Regions from separate parts of the Mus musculus genome. Here region 2 is linked to region 1. A link is a loop called in an ENCODE intact Hi-C map of the cell type or tissue named here. Cell type or tissue: left cerebral cortex. All regions are shown on one strand. Each heading gives the region's core, and the rest is flanking DNA. Links, peaks and the distances in the headings are about the cores only. Region 1 has its middle 10 kb from the start of Sstr5. Region 2 overlaps Sox8 (SRY (sex determining region Y)-box 8).

The links. Hi-C counts contacts between places; a loop is a spot of excess contacts. Peaks named below come from ENCODE experiments on the same cell type or tissue, not always from the same donor. Only the 100,000 strongest peaks of a DNase experiment are listed, where the experiment ranks them.
Region 2: it touches region 1 in a loop (4-fold over the local background); 6 of 42 quality-filtered maps call a loop at or near these places.

The regions. Positions count from the first base shown.
Region 1 is chr17:25,506,238-25,509,135 of GRCm38, forward strand. No RefSeq gene overlaps it. Among named protein-coding and RNA genes, the nearest start is that of Sstr5, 10 kb to the left of the region's middle. In left cerebral cortex, for the core only: a CTCF peak has its summit at 1,751 (motif pointing left); a DNase peak (open chromatin) is centred at 1,754.
Region 2 is chr17:25,566,914-25,569,811 of GRCm38, forward strand. Sox8 (SRY (sex determining region Y)-box 8) reads right to left here. Exons shown (of 3, transcript NM_011447.3): 2 at 1,915-2,147; 3 at 1-1,168. The coding sequence ends at 420. Among named protein-coding and RNA genes, the nearest start is that of Sox8, 2.3 kb to the right of the region's middle. In left cerebral cortex, for the core only: CTCF peaks have their summits at 1,062 (motif pointing right) and 1,268; DNase peaks (open chromatin) are centred at 547, 1,065, 1,501 and 2,187; H3K4me3 peaks cover 2,500 bases; H3K27ac peaks cover 2,415 bases.

The sequences.
Region 1 (2,898 bases), core at 300-2,799:
GACCCCAATGAGCTCACAGAGAGTGGAATGACTGCAGACAACAGAGTGTGTCAACTACAGTGATAATAGCAGGAGACGCTCAGCAGAGGAAGATGATTGCAGGGGTAATAGCTGAGATAGAAGCCAACACCGTCACATACAAAAGCCCAACAGATGTGAACAACCAGCAGGCAAAACCTTTATGACAAGGAGCATAGATTGAAATGCTGTCTAAATGGCCTATGGGTGTGGCCAGATTGAAGGGTGTTGGGCAATAGGTCATTCGGCAGATGGCACAGGGCAGGGCTGGAGAGAGACTGAGACTGACCTTCTTGAGTGTTCCTGCTGGTGACATTTGCTAACTGGGCCTAGGATGACAAGGATGAGTGAAGAGCTAAACATGGAGAGGATTGGTGGCATCCAATGTCCTGCCCTGCTGCTCCATGAAATGCAGACAGGGGCTCCCCAGGCCCTTCAGGAGGACACAGGCTTGAGGCTCCCAGTGAGGACCCCTGAAGCAATAGAAAAGGAATGGACAGGCCCACCTGTCCCTTCCAGAAGTAGGAATCGGAAAGCAGAGCTCTGAAGGCTTCAGGGTGGGTGGGGGAGGGGAGGGGAGGACAGACACCCCCTCTTAGGGCTGAGCCTTGACCTCTGCTCCCTCTAAACCAAGCAGGTAAAGGGGAAATGTTTGAAGCCCTGTGAGCTCGGAGGCCTCTGCATGCATTCTCACTGCGACCCATGTCAGGTTGACATTGCGATAATCATCTGGAGAGACAAATTACAACATCAGGCAAGAACACATTTCAGGCTCTACCTGCTTGGGAGAGGGAGAATATGGGCTCTTCATCAGTCCTGCCTCCAGAGACTCTGCTTACCCTTCCCTGATTCTCCTCTCCTCCCCTCCCCTCCCCTCTCCTCTTCTCTCCTCTCCTCTCCCCTCCCCTCCCCTCCCCCCTCCTCTCCTCTCCTCTCCCCTCCCTTCCCTTCCCTTTGCCTCTCCTCACCTCACCTCCCCTCCCCTTTCCTCCTCTCCTCCCCTCCCCTCTTCTCTCCTCTCCTCCCTTCCCCCTCTTCTCTCCTCTCCCCTCCCCTCCCCTCCTCTCCTCTCCCCTCCCCTCCCCTCTCCTCCCCTCCCCTCCCCTCCCCTCTCCTCTCCTCTCCTCTCCCCTTCCCTTTGCCTCTCCTTCCCTTTGCCTCTCCTCCCCTCCCCTCCCCTCTCCTCTCCTCTCTCTCTTCTATTTTTGAGAATAGTCTCATGTGTTTCAGGCTGGTCTGTAACTCACGATGCAGCTAAAGATGGCCTTGACTTTGGATCCTTCCACTTCCACCTTCTGAGTACTGAGGTTACAGGTGTGTACCAGTATACCCAGTTCATTTAAGCCCTCCCTTCAGGTCCGTTTGCTGGGACTCCCATCTGCCTTAGATCCCAGACTGGGTAATACCTGAGTTCCTGTGCTCCCAGCCCTGAGCTCTTTTTAGACCCTAACTGGGCAGCAAAGCCAGTGATCTTGGAGGAAAGTAGGTAGAAGAGAGGGCCTCAGAAAAAAGTGCAGAACTTACTGCAGCAAGTAAGTTCTCCGCCTTCATTTAGAGAAATGAGCTCACAGTGGATGCTGCATCCTGACTCTCATAGCTTTCCACTGGCTCCCTCAGCAGCATCTGTCCTCTGTAGGTCAAGAGGGAGGATCAAGGTCTAGACCCCAACCTGGCCCACAGGTTCTACTGCAGAAGCCCCCACCAGCTGGCCTTTGGTGCCATCTTGTGGTCCTAGTGGTCAATGCATGCAGCTGTATTCAGGACAGTTCAGGGCCAGTCTGGTAAAAGACTCAGTCTGCACGGGTGAGCCAGATCACTTCCCTTCCGGGTCCTTCCTGAACCAGTTGAAGGGCACCAGCTTCCAGGCCGTAGGCTGGGGAGTGGTTTCTGGTCACTCAGCACCCCCACAACCCTCTCATGTGCCCTGAGCCTTGATGCCCTCAATAACATGTAACTCTTTCAGAAGGTCCCCGGGGCAATTGCCACAGGGCCGCATAAGACCTCCTCAGTCCTTTGGTGTGCCTTGAGAAGCCCCGTGGCTCTCCCAGGCAGGCCTGCACCTGAGATTCAGCCTTGGTTTCTCTGTGCTCATGGCAGGAGGGATAAGGGCTCCTCTGCACTCTCCTTGAGAATCCACCCCAGAGGTACTTCCTCGGGTTGGCTTTGGGGAAAGGCTAGCCTTGTACCTGTCTGAGCTTAGCTTCAAGGGCAGCCTGGTTCCTGAGCTGCCTGCCTGAGGGGTTACTAATACTTCTTTACTATTAGCCTCTCCCAGCAGCCTCCTTCCTCGATTTCCCTTTACTCTGCCATCACCTTGCAAGACCATGGCCCCACCTCAGGCCTTGATCTCATTGCCTTTGCTGTTTCTACCATGGTAGGGCAAACTGGAGCCATGAGAGGGGCCTGTCTGACTCAGGGTGTATTGGTCAGCCCCCAGGGCAAAGCCTGTCCTAAGCCCAGAAGTGTGACGCCACACACTTTGTCCCTGTGAGGACATTCTTGGGATGCTCTGCTTGCTCTCTAGAGTTGAGCATGGTGTTCCAGACCTTCTTAGCATGTATGCCTGTCTAGGTTCCCTCAGTGGGCTTTACAGACTTCTCAGACCTACTTCTGGGGACCCTACTCCAACCAGCCTTTTCTCTGCCCCTGTACCACCTAAGCACCCCTAAGCCTCCTCCCCAGTGAAGGCATGTTCAGAGTTACCTCTAACACTCCTGTGTGCTGTCTCCCCCAGGCTGACATCTAGGGTTCATTTGCTCATTGAGAACAGACCAACATTGGCCAGTGGGGGGCGCTCACACAGTTCATAAAAGCACATTGTACAGCAGCATGCAATGATCTTATCAGTCCCCAAGATGAGGGGTGGGATCCTCAACATGA
Region 2 (2,898 bases), core at 83-2,582, 60 kb after region 1:
GATGTCCTTTCATGCTTTCACCGTGGGAACAGCATCCATTGGTCCCAGGGAGGTCTTGGGTAGGCTGATAAGGACATGAAGCCCATTCTCTCCTTTGTCCTTAGGCATAACTATCTTCTTATCTACTGAGATGCAAAACTCGGGAGCTGGTGTACACTTATCCAAACCGGAGAGCAACGGAATGCCTGTTTTGGAAACCACCAGTCACCTCAGAGAAAGAAGAGGGGGAAAAGAGAGCTCTGTCCCCTGGCAGAAGTTTGGATATCCAGAAGCAAAGGGACACAGGATGACAAAGCCTGGCTTCCTGCACATTCAGCAGGCACTTGACGGAGTAAGGCCGTGCTGGCTGCCTCCAACCTCTACCGAGTACACTCCGGAAGAACTCAAAGATCTGGCTAGACTTCCTGGATGCAGCAGCCTCAGGGTCGGGTCAGGGTGGTGTACACAGGCTGGTCCCAGTTGCTGCTGGGGCTGTGTGCGGGTGGCATAGAGAGCCCATTGAGCAGTGGCGAGGCATAGGGCCGACGGGATGAATGGAAGTAAGGGTATTGGTAGAGGCTGGGAGGGTAGCCAGGGTAGGGGCTGTAGTAGTTGGAAGCCTGCAGGTCAGTGTAATCACACTGTGCGCTGGCGAAGGAGCTGGCAGCCGTGGCAGAGGCAGCTGTGGTGACGCTGGCCTGGGCACTGTAAGAGCCATAGTCAGCACGGCCAGGTGAGCCATGTGACTGGTCGTTGTAGTGGCTAGGACTCAGCTGCTCCGTCTTGATCTGTGGCCGAAGGGGTCCTGCCTCTGTGGGCGAAGCTGAAGCCGAGGGAGCTCCCTTGTGGGCCCACACAGGGGATGCCCCTATGCCGGTTGCCCCGGAGTGCGAGTAGGAAGCGCCTCCATAGGAGCCAGAGGCAGTGGCCTGGCTGGGCTCTGTGGGCAGGGCTGAGTGGCCATTGAGGGGCAAGTACTGGTCAAATTCATGGACATCGAAGGTATCCATGTTACTGATAACCTCGCTGCTGAGCTCGGAGATGTCCACATTGCTGAAGTCGATGTTCTGGCGCCCGCTGTCCACTAGGCGGCGCCCTTCCAGCCTTAGCTCTTGCTTGCTTCCATTGCTCGCCTGGTGCAGGTCCGTCTTGGGGGTAGTGGGTGGGGTGGGTGGCCCATGGGTCTGGCCTGAGGAAGAAAGTATATTGCAAGGATGAATGCTCCTTCTGTGGGACCAGGGTGGAGCTGGTGGGTGACACCAGGAACCCTGGTAACTGCCACAGGTACAAATCAACGGCTTTTTGTTTCCTTACCTTCCCAGAAATTCCTGCAAACTCAGACCTAGCCCTCACTTACTGGCTGAGAAAATTCCGTTTGGCACTGTGCTGTGGGAAGACCCAAGGCTCCTCCCTGAAGACCTGGGTGGGGGGATGGAAGGTGGCCAGCCGGCCCCACCAGAACTAGCATTAATGGGGCACTTTTGGAATGCTTGGCCCTGGGCACTGGACCAAGGCGAACCCACACAACCCCGTTCTTTCCCCACCACAGCCCAGTAAACGGAAGCTCACAGCCGGCCTGCCTCCAGCTTCACTTCGGCTGCTTAGCTGCTGGGACCCCACCCACCAGCCTGATTCTGAGGCTGGGGCTATTGACCCACGCTGTTGTTACTGTAGAGTGGAGGCAGATTGTGAGTAAGTCCCGGTGACGGTAGACATCTCCAGAGTGCTAGATGGAGCTAGGCAGCTCCCTCCTTTTGTACATAAGAAATAGCTACATCCAGAGGTTTTTTTTTTTTTTTTTTTTTTTTTTTTTTTACAAGGGATCGGGGAAGACCCAGCCCTCCTCAGACTGCCAACCATGGAGGGAAGACCTACCCACACTCCAGATCAGTCCTGCTATTGCCCGTCCCCCATGCTAAGGGTCCTGGAGCCCACCTGTGTGGTGGTCACTGTGATGGTGTGCCTCGCCGAGCACTGCATCAGCTTTGTACATGGGACCACCAGGGTGGTGGCCCAGTTCAGTACCAGAGTCTGAGTCGCTCCGGCCAGTCTTCACACTCTTCCTTCGCCTTGGCTGGTATTTGTAATCTGGGTGGTCTTTCTTGTGCTGCACACGGAGCCTCTCGGCCTCCTCCACAAACGGCCTCTTCTCGCTTTCACTCAGCAAGCTACAGAAAACACAGTAGAGCGAGGATGCCCACGGAGCTCCAGACTTGCCAAGGACCTAGGCAGCGCCAGCAAACACTGCTGCCTGCAGTCAGACAGTTGGAGCACAGGATAGGGTGCTGGAGAGCTCAGGATACCCTCCAAGGGGTAACCTGCCCTCCTGCTGAGAACTCCGACACCAGTGGGGCAGAGCCCAACAGTGTGGTCTAAGGACCAAGACCCCAATTCTCCATCTTTCCCGAAGTCCCCCTTTCCAGCACTATTTGCTCATCCAGTCACCCACCACTGCTACCACCGCCGCCGCTACCACCACCACCACCAATCTCTCTCAAGAAAGACAACAGGACCCAGTGAAAACTATACTTCGACAAAGGCAAGGAAGGCTTTCTGGAAACCAGCCATCCCAAGTTGCCAGGAGTGATGGAGAAACTCCGGGAGATTGTCCTCAGAGCACACACACACACACCCTGAGAATCTCTCGACCTTGAACCTCAACTTGCCGGCCAAGCTGAGAGGGCAAGACAACCTGGCTGTCCTGCTCAGCCCAGTATCACTACTACACACTGTTTCAAACTCGAATAGAGGCAGCTTGGGAGGTGGGACTGTGCAGCTGTCTTCAATAATGCCTGCCTTTCTCAGGCCAAAGTGCTCATTGAGCCTGTCACTTTCACCTGCTCTTTCCTTCCCCAATTCCAGGTTCCTGTGGCCTGGGAGCAGTACCTGCCAGAGGACTTGGACTCCTCATGGACCCCG